5 separate regions of the Homo sapiens genome follow, and all the other regions are linked to region 2. Evidence: chromatin contacts called from ENCODE Hi-C or POLR2A ChIA-PET data. All regions are on one chromosome and are shown on one strand. The core of a region is the stretch at or near the end of the contact, and the rest is flanking DNA. Distances in the headings are between cores, read along the strand shown.

The links. Hi-C counts contacts between places; a loop is a spot of excess contacts on that map. ChIA-PET counts read pairs that join two places held with the same protein, here RNA polymerase II (POLR2A). Pooled maps may share reads with other maps.
Region 1: a loop to region 2 is called in a map of mammary epithelial cell, with 3 times the contacts of the local background. The contact joins the enhancer-like site here to the promoter of TLR8-AS1 in region 2. A Hi-C loop is called at or near these places in 1 of 168 maps with a recorded cell type or tissue (mammary epithelial cell), 4 of 37 single-sample maps with no recorded cell type and 8 of 50 pooled maps. POLR2A ChIA-PET finds 5 or more read pairs at or near these places in 2 of 52 experiments (A549 and AG04449).
Region 3: a loop to region 2 is called in a map of OCI-LY7, with 2.9 times the contacts of the local background. The contact joins the enhancer-like site here to the promoter of TLR8-AS1 in region 2. A Hi-C loop is called at or near these places in 5 of 168 maps with a recorded cell type or tissue (MCF 10A, OCI-LY7, PC-9 and 2 more) and 5 of 50 pooled maps. POLR2A ChIA-PET finds 5 or more read pairs at or near these places in 3 of 52 experiments (MCF 10A, PC-9 and T-cell).
Region 4: a map of mammary epithelial cell shows a loop between it and region 2 (4-fold over the local background). The contact joins the enhancer-like site here to the promoter of TLR8-AS1 in region 2. A Hi-C loop is called at or near these places in 2 of 168 maps with a recorded cell type or tissue (PC-9 and mammary epithelial cell) and 4 of 50 pooled maps. POLR2A ChIA-PET finds 5 or more read pairs at or near these places in 1 of 52 experiments (PC-9).
Region 5: a loop to region 2 is called in a map of GM12878, with 2.4 times the contacts of the local background. The contact joins the enhancer-like site here to the promoter of TLR8-AS1 in region 2. A Hi-C loop is called at or near these places in 3 of 168 maps with a recorded cell type or tissue (CD8-positive, alpha-beta T cell, GM12878 and OCI-LY7), 1 of 37 single-sample maps with no recorded cell type and 9 of 50 pooled maps. POLR2A ChIA-PET finds 5 or more read pairs at or near these places in 1 of 52 experiments (PC-9).

What each region holds. Positions count from the first base shown.
Region 1 is chrX:13,426,835-13,429,789 of GRCh38, reverse strand. No RefSeq gene overlaps it. Among named protein-coding and RNA genes, the nearest start is that of LINC01203, 93 kb to the right of the region's middle. RefSeq lists an enhancer at 867-1,384. Within about 2 kb of position 1,394, at least 5 of the 41 ENCODE cell types and tissues checked have a DNase peak (open chromatin) inside an H3K27ac peak, as active enhancers do; they include mammary epithelial cell, where a contact is called at or near this core.
Region 2 is chrX:12,941,583-12,944,625 of GRCh38, reverse strand. TLR8-AS1 (TLR8 antisense RNA 1) reads left to right here and starts at 1,326. Exons shown (of 5, transcript NR_030727.1): 1 at 1,326-1,448; 2 at 2,292-2,408.
Region 3 is chrX:13,219,749-13,222,604 of GRCh38, reverse strand. No RefSeq gene overlaps it. Among named protein-coding and RNA genes, the nearest start is that of LINC02154, 82 kb to the left of the region's middle. Within about 2 kb of position 1,509, at least 4 of the 41 ENCODE cell types and tissues checked have a DNase peak (open chromatin) inside an H3K27ac peak, as active enhancers do; they include mammary epithelial cell, where a contact is called at or near this core.
Region 4 is chrX:13,282,395-13,285,344 of GRCh38, reverse strand. The region is part of intron 1 of LINC02154 (long intergenic non-protein coding RNA 2154); the gene reads left to right. Among named protein-coding and RNA genes, the nearest start is that of LINC02154, 20 kb to the left of the region's middle. Within about 2 kb of position 1,609, at least 3 of the 41 ENCODE cell types and tissues checked have a DNase peak (open chromatin) inside an H3K27ac peak, as active enhancers do; they include mammary epithelial cell, where a contact is called at or near this core.
Region 5 is chrX:13,375,596-13,378,527 of GRCh38, reverse strand. It overlaps the pseudogene GPX1P1. Among named protein-coding and RNA genes, the nearest start is that of LINC01203, 42 kb to the right of the region's middle. Within about 2 kb of position 1,592, at least 8 of the 41 ENCODE cell types and tissues checked have a DNase peak (open chromatin) inside an H3K27ac peak, as active enhancers do.

The DNA.
Region 1 (2,955 bases), core at 145-2,644, 490 kb before region 2:
CAAGTGTGAGCTTTGGCAAGTTACTTAAACTCTCAGTATCTTAATTTTCTTCATCTGTGATCTGGGAATGATGATAATAATGCATCTAACTTGTAGAGTTTTGTGTTAAATGAAGAAACACACAAAAAGTACTTGCCTGGCTCATAATATGCACCATAGGTGAGAGCTGTTTCGCTTATTTACTATTCATTTTATGTAACCTTGTGCTGTTATTGATTTACACACACACACACACACTTCTTCCATTGCTCTTTCATGTCTCAGTGGTTGTACTTATCATCCATAAAGAGAAATTCCATTTTCTAAAACAGCACATTTCTAGGAGCCAGGGAATATGCTTCTTCACTCACTAGCTGTGCCATGAGCACTTCACTTATTTTCTCAGTATTTAGGTTTCTTCATTTGATAAAGAAAGCTGGCCAGGTACAGCGGCTCATGCCTGTAATCCCACCACTTTGGGAGGCCGAGGTGGGTGGATTGCTGGAGTCCAAGGTGGAAGGATTGCTTGAGGTCAGGAGTTCAAAATCAGCCTGGGCAATGTAGTGATACCTCATCTCTACTAAAAATCAAAAAAATTAGCCAGGCATGGTGGCATGCACCTGTAGTCCCAGACACTCGGGAGGCTGAGGCTAGAGAATCACTAGATTTAGGGAGGCGAAGTGAGCTGTGCAGTGAGCTGTGATTGTACCACTGCACTCCAGCCTGGGTGACACAGTGAGACCCTATTAAAAAAAAAGAAGAAGAAGAAAGAAAAGGGAAGGTATTGTCTTTATTTCAGTTCCCCCCAAAAAAGACCCTGATAAAGTGCTAGTCATTTACTTGGGAGGTGATTGAAGGAAACTCCAATAATGGAGTGAGAAGGTGAGCCTGGAAAGGAAGGAAAGGCAGGGAAGCCCTTAAAAGATACACTATCAAGCTACTTCCTGCTATGGACAAAGGGACCACAGGGCTTCATCCCACGAAGAGCTCTCAGCATAGACCACCCCATGCCTCAGAGGTACACCCCCAAAGGAAGAGCTTGCTGGCTATTTAAACACCATCTCCCTTCAGGCATTGGTTGAGAGCTGCTGGGACGGTGGTGCATTCAATCTCAGGCTCTCCTCCCTCTGTGGGTGGGCTGAGCAGGCCCAGCCTCGAGAGGAAATTGGCAGTCAGCTGAAAGTGGGGCAGCACATACCACAATGGGAAGGTCTGAGGGGGGCCTCTCTAGGCTAAAGTGGTGATTGATTCAACTCAGTAAATATGTTTTTGCGGGGGAGAGAGGGAAGTGGCAGAAGCTATTCTGTCCAAAGAACTTTGCTAGCTAAGCAACAGGCTATGAAGATGAGTAAGAAATGGTTCCAGACTTTAAGGGTGTCACAATTCAGTGGCAGAGATAGGCATGTTAACAAATATTATATTAACAATCTTTACTGTGTAAGGAGTCCAAGACTAGAAGTTTGTTTATTTTTACCTAACAGACTGGTAAATAGTGAGGCTATGGGAAAACAGACAATCTCATGCATGGTTGCTAAAAGGAATGATTTGCCAATGTTTTTCAAAAATACAAATGTGTTTGTTTACTCTTTGACCCAGCAATCCATCTTCCGGGAATTTATCCTATAGATCTGCCTGTACATGAACAAAATGATGAATGTGCAAGGTGATTCATTGCAGCATCATTGTAATAACAAAAGACTAGAAATAATCCAAGCGAACATCAGGAGGGACTGGTTAAATGCAGTGGAGTAATTTGCAGCTGTATAAAAGAGTGAAGGAGTCTTCCCCAGAATATATTGTTAAGTTAAAAAAAATCAAAATGAAAAGGCAGAGTATATGTGGTGAGATAGAGGATTCAGAGCTGATCAAGGAAAGGACATGACCACGAAATGACAGTAGCACAAATGAACTTTGTTTGGGTGGTGCTTGGTTAGCATACGTGAGTGAAGTTCTTCACAGCAGGAGACCTTCCAGAAAGAGCAGCATGGAGCCACCACCCAGAAGAGGAAGAGAACAAGGGCATTCCCAGGGGAGAGGGAAATCGGAGAAGTGCCTCCTGCAGGTAGATGATGTTACCCAGTAACAAGATGGGGAGTCTTTGGGGTCAGAGAGCTTGAATCGGCAGCAGTGGCTTGGTGTCTTTCGTATCCCCAAGGTTCATCTTATCTATGGCTAGCAGATGTTGGGTACAGCTTCATAGGATGTGCAAGACAGGCAGGCTTTAAATAGCTAAAAATATGGTTATTTGGGCTACATTTAAGGCAATCAGATGTATATGAATTTGAGTTTAGTGCCAGAGGGCTTTGAGCTAATTGTCCTAGCCTGCTGTGAAGATGTAAACAACATGGGGACCAATATCCAGGGCCCCCCACCTTTAGCCCATTTATATAACAGCATGTAACATGTTAACTCTATGTAAGAATGAGGGAGAAATCAGAACATATATGTGTTTGTACATAGTTCCATAAAGAAACATTGGAAGTATATGCAAGAAACTAATAAAAGGAATGAGGCAATAGGGTGGAGGACAGACCAGCTTATGGATGCTAGTAAGACTTCTCAATATATATTTTTTATACCATTTTTATTTTTGAACCACGTGAAGGTATCACTTGAAAAAACAAGTAAAATTAAAGCAAACGAAGAAGAGGGTTGTCCAAAGTTCACAAGCATCATGGAGGCAGGTGGTTAACACTGTTGGAGGGATGGGAGATTATGGTTTTAGTGCAATCACATCATTCAGGTATTTATTTACTGTCCACCTTGTCCTAAAACTTTAGTTCTGGCACATAGTAGGCACATGATAAATATCTTTTTGAATTAACAAGTAAGCAATGCAGAATTTGAGAAGCTAGTTTTCTTTTTCTTTCTTTCTTTTCTTTTTTTATGGAGAGACAAGGTTGCAATCTTGTCTAGGCTGGAGTGCAATGGTGTGGTTATAGCTCACTGCAACCTCGAACTCCTGGGCTCAAGTGA
Region 2 (3,043 bases), core at 77-2,576:
GGGCATGTATGAGTAGTTGAGAACGGTGAATAGGAGTATGACTAGACAGAAGATAGTAGGGATGACAAGTTTTTTGGGGCACAGTCTAAGTTGGTCTGGTGTCTGGAATGAGACTGGGGCCTAATAAAAAGGAGCGTCTATACAGGAGCTCAAATGGGCTGTACCCTGTAGCATTCTGAGCACAGGTCTGACTTCTGAGAAGGAAAAGTGGTAAAAGTATTGTCCAGTCCTTTTTAAGCTGGTGGCTGAGCTTGGTGAGGTGTGTTTTTAAAAGACCTTTAGTCCGTTCTACTTTTCCTGAAGACGGAGGACCGTAAGGGACATAAAGGTTTCCTTGAATACTAAGAGCCTGAAAAACTGCTTGGCTGATTTGACTAATAAAGGCTGGTCTGTTATCAGACTGTATAGAGGTGGGAAGGCTAAACTGAGGAATTATGTCTGACAGAAGGGAAGAAATGACTGCGGTGGCCTTCTCAGACCCTGTAGGAAAGGCCTGTACCTATCCAGTGAAAGTGTCTACCTAGACTAAGAGGTATTTTAGTTATCTGACTCGGGGCATGTTGAGTAAAGCTAATTTGCCAGTCCTGGGTGGGGGCAAATCCTCGAGCTTAATGTGTAGGGAAGGGAGGGGGCCTGAATAATCCCTGAGGAGTAGTAGAATAGCAGACGGAACACTGAGAAGTTATTTCCTTGATGATAGATTTCCACAATGGAAAGAAAATGAGGAGAGATTCTAAGAGGCAGGCTAGTGGCTTGTACTATAGCATAGCCTGCCTTTGCTGGTGTGTGGCGATTAGGCCTGGTGGAACTGCCATCAATAAATCAAGCGTGATCGGGGGAGGAACAGGAAAGAAGGAAATATGGGGAAATGGGGTGAATGTCAGGTGGATCAGAGAGATACAGTCATGGGGGTCAGGTGTGGTATCAGGAATAATGTGGGAGGCCGGATTGAAGTCTGGGCCAGGAACAATGGTAATTGTGGGACTTAACAAAGAGTGAGTACAGCTGAAGGAGCCGGGGAGCAGAAAGTATATGCATCAGGTATGAGGAAGAAAATAGATTTTGGAAGTTATGAGAAATGTAGAGAGTGAGTTGAGCATAGTTTGATTTTTAGGACCTCTAAAAGTATTAAAGCAGCGGCAGCCGCTGCCCACAGACATGAGGGCTAGGCTAAAACAGTAAGGTCAAGTTGTCTGGACAGAAAGGCTACAGGGTGCGGTCCTGGCTCTTGTGTAAGAATTCTGACCACACTAACCATGCCTAGGAAGGAAAGGAGTTGTTGTTTTGTAAGGGATTGAGGTTTGGGAGATTAATCGGACACGATCAGCAGGGAGAGCACGTGTGTTTTTATGAAAATTATGCCAAGATAGGTAACAGACGAGGATGAAATTTGGGCTTGACTGAAGTAATGGGGGCTGCCTGTGAAGCCTTGCGGCAGTACAGCCCAGGTAATTTCCTGAGCCTAATGGGTGTCAGGGTCAGTCTAAGCGAAAGCGAAGAGAGGCTGGGATGAAGGGTACAAAGGAATAGTAAAGAAAGCACGTTTGAGATCCAGAACAGAATAATGGGTTGTAGAGGGAGGCATTGAGGAGAGTATATAGGTTTGGCACCACGGGGTGGATAGGCAAAACAATTTGGTTGATAAGGCGCAGATTCTGAACTAACCTGTAAGCCTTGTCTGGTTTTAGGACAGGTAAAATGGGGGAATGGTAAGGAGCGTTTATAGGCTTTAAAAGGCCATGCTGTAGCAGGCGAGTGATAACAGGCTTTAGTCCTTTCAAAGCATGCTGTGGGATGGGATATTGGCATTGAGCGGGGTAAGAGTGATGAGGTTTTAATGGGATGGTAAGGGGTGCATGATCGGTCGCTAAGGAGGGAGTAGAGGTGTCTTATACTTGTGGGTTAAGGTGGGGAGATACAAGGGGAGGATGTGAAGGAGGCTTTGAGCTAGGGGAAAAGGTGGCAATGAGGTGTGGCTGTAGCCCAGGAATAGTCAGGGAAGCAGATAATTTAGTTAAAGTGTCTCGGCCTAATAAGGGAACTGGGCAGGTGGGGATAACTAAAAAGGAGTGCTTAAAAGAGTATTGTCTAAGTTGGCACCAGAGTTGGGGAGTTTTAAGAGGTTTAGAAGCCTGGCCGTCAATACCCACAACAGTTATGGAGGCAAGGGAAACAGGCCCTTGAAAATAAGGTAATGTGGAGTGGGTAGCCTCCGTATTGATTAAGAAGGGGACGGACTTACCCTCCACTGTGAGAGTTACCTAAAGCTTGGCATCTGTGATGGTCTACAGGGCTTCTGAGGCAATCAGGCAGCGTCAGTCTTCAGCCGCTAAGCCGAGAAGATCTGGGAAGGAGTCAGTCAGAGAGCCTTGGGCCAGAGTTCCAGGGTCTCTGGGAGTGGCTGCCAGGTGAGTTGAACAGTCCGATTTCCATCCAATTTCCAGTGGGGTCCCGCACAGATGGGACACGGCTTAGGAGGAATCCTGGGTTGCGGGCATTCCTTGGCCTGGTGGCCAGATTTCTGGCACTTGTAGCAAGCTCCTGGGGGAGGCGGTTCTGGAGGAATGCCTGGCTACTGCGGTTTAGTCGTTTGGAAGTTCTTGTGTGCTGGAGATGTGGCTGGGGTTTGTCTCACAGTGGAGGCAAGGAATTGCAACTCAGAAATATGTTGCTACTTGGCTGTCTCTATTATTGTACACCTTGAAGGCGAGGTTAATTAAGTCCTGTTGTGGGGTTTGAGGGCCGGAATTTAATTTTTGGAGTTTTATTTAATGTCAGGAGCGGATTGGGTAATAACATGTATATTGAGAATAAGACGGCCTTTTGACCTTTTAGGGTCTAGGGCTGTAAAGCGTCTCAGGGTTGTTGCCGAACGAGCCATGAACTGGGCTGGGTTTTTCATATTTGATGAAAGAGCCTAAATGCTCACTGATTTGGGAGACATCTGATAAAGAAAAAGGAGCATTAACCTTGACTATGCCTTTAGCTTCAGCCACCTTTTTAAGAGGAAATTGCTGGGCAGGTCGGGGAGGGCCACTCACGG
Region 3 (2,856 bases), core at 260-2,759, 280 kb before region 2:
CCAAACCCAGTTTCAGTGCAATGGAAGGGGCAGAACTAGACTCTAGAGGTTGTGGAAAGAAAGGGGGATCCTACAGCCAATCCATGCTGTTAATATCTACACCACAACAGAAAATCTAGGCTAGAATGCATGTAGAAGTAATTACAAACACACTGATTTATTTATTTATTCCTTCATTCAAATATTTATGGCATGCCTATTTTGTACTTGCCAATGACAAAAGAGACATGTAAAAATCATAGTTGAGAGCAGGGGAGTAGGCAATAAACAAAGAAACTTATAACCTGACGTTTGGTGATAGCAAGAGCAACAAAGTCGATTTTGCCTAGTGTAAATACGGAAGAAGGGCTACTGCAGCATTGACAGAGATGGCAAACACATGGGAAGTCAAGGTTTAGAGAAAAAAAGAGGCCGGAAGCAGTGGCTCATGCCTGTAATCCCGGCACTTTGGGAGGCTGAGGCAGGAGAATCACTTGAGCCCAGGAGTTTGAGACCCGCCTGGGCAATACAGTGAAACCCTGTTTCCACAAACAATTTTTTAAAAATTGGCTGGATGTGGTAGCGCATGCCTGTGGTCCCAGCTACACAGGAGGCTAAGATGGTAGGATTGCTTGAGCCAGGGAGGTCGAAGCTGCAGTGAGCTGTGATTGTACCACTGCACTTCAGCCTGGGTAACAGAGCAAGACCCTGTCTCAAAAATAAAATAAAAAAGAAAAGCAACAAGCCAGTAGGGCTCATTTGTTTATTTATTCATCATACTACAACTAACAATATAGGGAAACATTTACAGACTGCTTACATCAGTGTATTCAATTAACAGGATGAAAAAAATAATTTAGGAAAGAATCAAAGAAGGAAAATAACATTAAAAAGTAAGACAAAGCATAGGGGTAAATTTGGTGTGCAAACCATTTCCCTACGTGCTTGCTAGAAGAGGGCAGAAAGTTTGTCTCTAAGCTTTTCTGTGGCAAAGACAGAAGCAAAACAATAAAAACAACAACAATGTTAACAACAGCAATAGTAGTAACCATATTAACCTTTTCATGCGTGCCAAGCACTGTTCTAAGTTCTTTAACCCTTACAACTCCAGGAGATAGAGTTTTTTTGTTCGTGTGTGTGTGTGTTTTGTTTCATTTTACAAATGAGGAAATCAATCACAGATAAATTTGGTCAGTGTGGCAGATGGATTATTGTTATTAATTCTTCTCTCCCTCCCTTTGCCGTGTGACCTAGCATTGCAATAGTACAGAGTGCGTCCCCACCCCTTGACTTTGGGCTTAGCCAGTGGAAACTCTGCAAACTTGACTGGAACTTTAAAGCTGAAGAGGCACAGGTGTGTGATTGGGCATGACATCTTATGCTCCTGTGATTCACCGTGAGGAGAATATACCCTGAGTAGCTGCTGGTCCAGAGAGAGTGAGGAAACACATGAAGCAGGCCTAAAACCAATGTGCAGCCTGGAGGCAAGCTCTCCTAATCCTGGATGATTCCAGCCAAACCACAGCTGACCCATAGACCTGTGCGTGGAAACATGACTATAAGCTCCTGAGAACTGGAGATCGTTTGTTAAACAGCAATGACTAATTAACACTTTCAGTTTCAATGCACCCCTAACCTGGAGTCCCTGAATATCCGTAGTAAGCAATGGATTTTACATTCCTTAGGTGGTCTCATGAATATTCATTCTTACCACCAAGCTTTTCGTAAGGATTGTGCAGTTATTAGAATTCAGTAAGTAGTCTTCATTGTGCCTTTTATAAGCAACATAAATCAGGTTCAAACAATTCATTTCCCGTGGTTGAAGATAGGAATAAAACAAATTGCTTATATCTATCACAATATATGTACGAGAAAGAGGAAAATTTTTAATCCAGTTATACAAAAATTTTAAATCAAAAGCAGGTGACCCAGAAAGAAAACAAGAAGGGAAAAACTTGCTTTAGTCATGCCTTTTGCCTAGAGTCTACCTAGCTTCCTACTCCTGGGCTTAGGATTTTTCATGAAGGCTGGTAGAAGCATGGGGCTCAAACCAGTTCTAGCTGATGCCAAAATATTACAGAGAAAAAGGCAGCAGGAAGCAAACAGAAGACAAGAAAGAGAAAAAAAATCAGGTTTCTCTCAAGCCTCTCAGATTAATCATTAACACCAGTATTTTATCCTTTGGCCATTATAAAAGTTAATTTTAATCAGAGTTAGTTATCCTAATTTCCAAATCATTTTCCATGTTTCCATTATTCTCTATGTCTTTTAAGGTATTTTAAGATGGATCTGATGTGAAGCCCTACTGTCTGGGCATCTGTAACTAAAAACACTCTGACTCTATAGAATTGAAGTTATTTTTAGAATACTGAAAATTCCTCTGGTGCAACAGACATAGTGATGATCATAATATTTTGAAAAGAAAGTGTTTGGTTGGGTTGTATGTAAGAGAAAGGCACACACACACACACAGACCAGAAACAAGTGGTCAAAAACCAGGACTCAGATTTTTTTTCCCAGTGTGTATTTACACAAAGAGTCTTTACAGTTCTTGAGATGGATCTACTAACGTCAACAGAGTCTTTATTAAGATTTTTCAGACCACTGATGAAAGATATAAAAATGATTTATAAATCAATTATAAAAGCTTTCTAGATTAGATTTAAAAAGAAAAGCTAATCTTATTCAAACTGGCAAGCATTGTTATTCAAGAGAATAAAGCCTTTTTAAACCACCTTCTGGTGGCTTTTTAAAAAATACTTTATTTGAACTCTTGTTTTCATAGTAAGTTGAAACTTTTATCATCGTAATCGTGTAGAAATAATTCTATTCCCTTTAACTTCTCCTATATTCCTGGCAAAGTATTTGCTTTAGTGA
Region 4 (2,950 bases), core at 360-2,859, 340 kb before region 2:
TTCCCTGAAGTCAGGTCGTCTCTCCCCCAAAATCAGGTCATCTCTCCCCTGAAGTCAGTTGGCCTCTACCCCAAAGTCAGGTCACCTTTCCCCCAAAGTGAGATCATCTCTTCCTCAAAGTCAGGTCATCTCTTACCCCAGTGTGGCTGAGTCTGGATTTTTTATAGGCACAGGATAGGGGAGGGGCAGGCCGTAGGTAGCATTGGAAAAGGCAACATTCAGTTGGTGTGTGAGTATGCAAAAACAGTTAAAACAAAGGCACCAATCAAAGGTGGGCACAGTGTAAAAACAATAAGGGAAGAGTAGGTATATGTAAAATCGGTGAAAGGTGGGGATAAATCAAAGGAAAGCACACCAAATGGGACGACAGGTTCTCAATCTGGTCTGTGGATTTGACTTGTAACTTGGCCTTCAGGCTTTAAACAAGCCAAAGACAGGCTTGAAGGTGGGGTTTCACTAGGGACCTGCCCCTGTCTGCCTAGGCATTTGTCTGCCTCCTGCTGCTATCAGCAGCCAATAAGAAAGAACATGGAGGATGGTGCCTGGAGGTTTTTAATGGGCTAGACCTGAAAGTCACTCATTTTACTTCTGTCGGCATTCCATTGACCAGGATGCAGTCACATGACCACACTTAACTGCAAGGACAGCTGGGAAATGTAGCCTGGCTGGGTGCCCAGGAGGCAGAGGAGAGGGGTTTTTTTCAACAACTAGCTAGTCTATGCCAAGAAGATCTGTTCTTCTGTGCCTCCTTTATCAATTTTTGAAGCCCTAGTCAGTGAAAAGTTATGGTCATAATTATGCATCCACTACTGAATTCATAACTATAAAACAAAAACCTCACTGAATTAATGCATGGTATTAACCAAAGTATGAAACCAAGGGTTGAAAACAATTTTTTAAGTTCATCTTGAGCTGGATAAAAATTAAATTGAAATATGCCTGTTTCTGGAGACTTGCAGCTAATTCAAATGTCACTGTCATTATCATGTGGAGAGCTGTCACTTTACTTCATCTGGAAGAGTCACTTGGTACCATGGATCCTTAGAAATGCTATGTGCATAAATAAATGTTGCCTCCAATTGCTTGACAAAGGCAAGCGGCCCAAAGAAAAAGCCACTCAGGTGGAGACAATTAAATGTGATTGCAATTGAATGACTCAGCTGGGGATGGGGAATCACAAGACCTAGGAGAGAAGGAATTGTGTAGGAGTGGAATTGTGTGATCAAACCTAGGAAACAGTTGGCTAATCTCAGAGCAATCAGTCTAAAGGCTTTTCATGTAAATGTAGAATCAGAGATTTGAGGAAAACACAAGGGTCTAGGAAAGCAGGCCCTATATAGCAGTAGCCAAATGGAGTAAGAAAAGACAAACAACTGAAACAGTTTCTTCTTTATGACATGGGTAGCATGTCCATTAAATTTCTAAAGCTGCACACACCTCTTTGTTTGTGATGAAAGAGGTCAGGAAATCTCATGGACTGTGCATAAATGAAAGAAAGTGCCTGGCAAGTCATCTTATTTCCTCTTTTAGTGTTATCTCCAGATGCCCTCCTGTGAGGTGACTTAAGAAGGCAGCCCTTCCTGAAAGAGGAAGCACACAATGATAACAGCTGCCATTACTGAGCATACAGCATTGTAAACCAAAAATCAAGCCATGCAACAGACTGATGGGCCCTCCCCTTGGCCAAGGGCATTCCAAAGTTAACCTAAAAAACCAGTTCAGGCCGTGATGGGAAGTAGGGGTCGGACATGCCTCATTACACCCTCCTCCCATTGGAATCTGGGCACAGCTGACCAGCATTAACATTAAAACAGAGCCCTTAAGACTGATAGAACAGTCAAAAAGAGTTTGAATCTTTTTGTTGACGGCATGGACCAGGTACACAACTAGGTACTTACCCATGTTATCCCCATTTCAGGCAATGATTACTTTTGAAAGCAGCTAACTTGCTAATTATATTTCTTATTTTTCCTGATAGTGCTAAATAAATAAGATATATCAAAACCATTTAAAAATAGCAATTCTGGAGAGATAGCTTCCCTTCCTCTCTAAGTGTGATAGAAGATGGTTCGTCAAAGATGGATATATTTAGAGATATAAACTAAACTTGCTGGTAGAAATATTAAAAATATTTAAATGGGTCAACTTGAATTAAGCAGTTTTTGCTACTCTCAGGAGTTATTTTCTAAAGAATTCATTAGTGACGAAAAAATATTGTGAGAGAAGTGCTGAAAACATATTGTGAGAGAAGTTATCACTCAAGCTCTATGTATTTATTCCTATATAGGGCTAGGCACTAGGCTTATATGAGATTAAAAGCATGGTCATAGCTTGTCTGGAGTCTTCAATTTGGGGAAGAAAAAAAGGTAGTATTCAAATATTAAAATCACTTGGGGAGTTTTAAAAGATACTGTGAGACACTAGTGAGACCCCAGCCCCAACCAGTTTTTTGGATTCTTGACACTGTCACAAGAAAGAATTTGGGGATAAGTTGGAATGATGTGAAAGACAGGAAGCTTTATTGCAAAGCAAAGGTACACACTTAAGAGAGAAGTGTGGGCGTGCTCATAAGAATGAGTTGCCCACAGTGGAGTATGGGTTTCTAATTTTGGGGGTTTTTTTAAATTAAGGGGTAAAATAATCATTAGATTTTCTGGAAAAGAAGGGGATTTCAGCCCTGCCCCAACTCCCCATTACTGCCCCCTTTCTCCCTTATGTTGGTTTGCCCAGAAGAGTCATGGACACGTCACCCTGACCAAGATTTTTGTCATTTTCTCTCCCCTATTTGGGGTTTTCTGTTATCCTGTGATTTCTTTGCCTAGTTCTTGATTTAGCTGTTGTCTGGGTTTTTCCATCCTCCTGCAACTGCCCAGTGCTATTCCTATCTCACAAGGTAGGTAGCCAAGGTTGAGACCCTCTGCTGATGGACATATAAGAAGTGTTCAAAGTA
Region 5 (2,932 bases), core at 343-2,842, 430 kb before region 2:
GAAAAAAAAAAAAGAAAAGAATGCACTGGAGCAAAGAAACCAGAAGATAGCTTAGAAGAAACTATTGTAACGGTCCAGGCAGGACTTACTGAAGGTCAGAATTAAGGCAATAGCAATGAGAATAGAGAAGTCAAGATCGTTTCAAGCAATGCTAAGGAGATGGAATCTACAAGACTCCATTGATTCCATAAGGCCCCAGTGACTGATTGACGGTAGAGTTGGGTACCCAAAGTTAGGTTTCTGACTTGAAGGGAACATTGGAGAGGGGACAGGTGTTGAGTTGAAATGTTGCTGAAATGCTTGTGGGATTACCTGTGCTTCTGAAATGTTGTTTAAAGTGTTTGTGGGATTACTAAGAAGCACGAGTAGATCAAGTTAATATTCAGAAACTGTTTATCACATGCTGGGCTATGGGATCAATTTACTGGACTGAACTTCATACATTAAAGTTCCTTATTATTCCCTCTATCATGTAATTTAGAGAGCAAGGAGAGAACAAAGACACAGGTCAAAAAGCTTCTTTAAAATCTCACTTACTCTCCTTCTCTACTTCCATTTACCCTGAGAATAAAGAAGAATAAAGGGGTGGGAAAGGCCTATCCTCATTCCTCTTGCTCTTTCCACAGAGGACAATGAGGCAGGACTGAGCAGTGTCTTCATCCCTCACGGAATTCCAAGGTGGATGCCATCTGTGAAGCGACTTCGTGTTGGCCTGAACTTGCTAGGAGCTTTTAGCCACTCATTTGGTTGTAATCCAACACATGACGTAATAGTCGGCCGTCTGGATTAATCAGTCCCAGCTGTTGGACGCTCTGCTCTGTGTGGGGGTTCAAGCCTCTCCATCTGTTCCTGGGGCCTCTCCACTTATCCCTTCTCTGCTTGAGCCTCCAGCCATGACAGATGGCTCTTTCTCAGTATTACAGATAATTTTTCTCTGATCAGTGTCTCAGCTCCAATTTGTGCTTAACATTTTTAACTGCCCCTCATCACTGCCATCACCTTAGGCATTTATGGAGATTTATACTACATATGCATATGTATGTGTCTGCATGCATATAATGACCCGCACACACATTCATAATTTCATTCTGTTTACCATTCGCACACAACAACTAGCATTGTGGTCATGCTGGTTGCCCCTCCCTTACTGGGTTATTTCTTTTGGAGAATCTATCTAGATGATCTTACTCACTGGAAAGGCGTGATACGAAGGCGACTCAGCTGGGTGAAAACGTGGTTGGAGCATAAGAGTCCCAGCATCAAACAGTAATAGAAACAGCAGTAGCAGCAGTGTATTTCCACAGCACTCTTAAACTCGGCTTGGATTCTCTACAATGGCTGTGGGTAGAAAAAATAGCAGGGCCTCTGACGAGTTGTGGATCAACTCCAAAACCCCTCTCCACCACATTTATGAGTACTTGAAACCACAAAAGTTATAATCTCCCAGTCCCAAGGGCCTATTCTATATCCTGCTGCTCCAGCCAGGCAGCTTCATTTTTGGCTCTGAGAACCACATCTCTGTAATTACAAAACTTGAGTTCAAACAATGTGGGGATTTTCGGGAGTGGTTGAGAAAGACTGTCAATAGAGAGACTGCACATGGCAGCTGTAGCCCAAGCCAGGGAATATTCTCATCAGCAAACCACAGAACAGGCTTTGGAACAATGTCTTTTACCACACCTGCTATCCCAGTCATCTTCACACGTGAAAGGATAAAATTTACACAGATGTTTCATTTCCTCCAGGGAATATTTCAAAGCAATGATAGTTTTCATTTATTATTTTATGTCTAATTATTAGCACTGTTCTTTTTTTTTTCTTTTTTTGGCCAATGATGATAGTAGTGGTTTCCTTTAAGACTGGATATCTAAAATAGTCTACTTTATTTCCCTTAGCAATCTTTATGTTTCATATATTTGATACAAATAATACTATTGCAGTGGTGGTCAACCAGGGTTGATTTTGCCCTCCAGGGGACATCTGGCAATATCTGGAGACATTTTGGTTGACACAACTTCTGTGGGAGTGGAGGTGCTCCTGGTATCTAGCAGGTGGAGGCCAGGGAAGCTGAAAACTGGATTATTTGTTAATTATGCCACTGCTATGCTGTCAGTAAATCTGACGAATGCTGTTCCGTGAAAAGGAGAGCTCAAGGGTGTGGAATTCCAGGTGCCAGGCAAGCCTTCTTCCAGAATATTTTGACCTGGATGAAGGCTCACCCCAGAAACCAAAAAATTTTACTTTGATCTTGACTAAATTCTGGGGACCAGCCAGAATATAGGGGCTGGCATGTGATTGTGATGGGATTGTTTGCCCTGCCAGACAATGTAAGTTGGATCTATTTTTGGTGGATGTCTTGGGGCCTGGTGTCTTTTTCTTCCTCTTCAGTGCTTTTCTCAAGACTAAGGATTTTCTTAACCTATAGTCTCTTGTACAGCTAATCATATACTCTTTAAGAAGCAAACAAAATTGATGTGCATAAATCAAGTGCAAAATTGATTTAAGATTGATTTCTTTGGTTTAAAAAAAATGAGAGTGGCCGAGCATGGTGGCTCATGCCTGTAATCCCAGCACTTCGGGAGGCTGAGGCGGGTGGATTGCCTGAGCTCAGGAGTTTGAGATCAGCCTAGGGAATGTGGCAAAACCCCATCTTTACCAAAAATACAAAAAATTAGCCGGGCATGATGGCACATGCCTGTGGTCACAGCTACTCAGGAAGCTGAGTTAGGAGGATCACTTGGGCCTGGGAGGTGGAGGTTACAGTGAGCGGAGATCGCACCACTGCACTCCAGCCTGGGCAACAGAGCGGGACCCTGTCTGGAAAAAAAAATAATAATAAGAGTGGCAAATACTTGACGTGGGAGGCATGCATGACCCTGCAAAGATTTTTACCAGGTCTGCCCACCTTCTTTTTCTATTAAGCCATAAAACT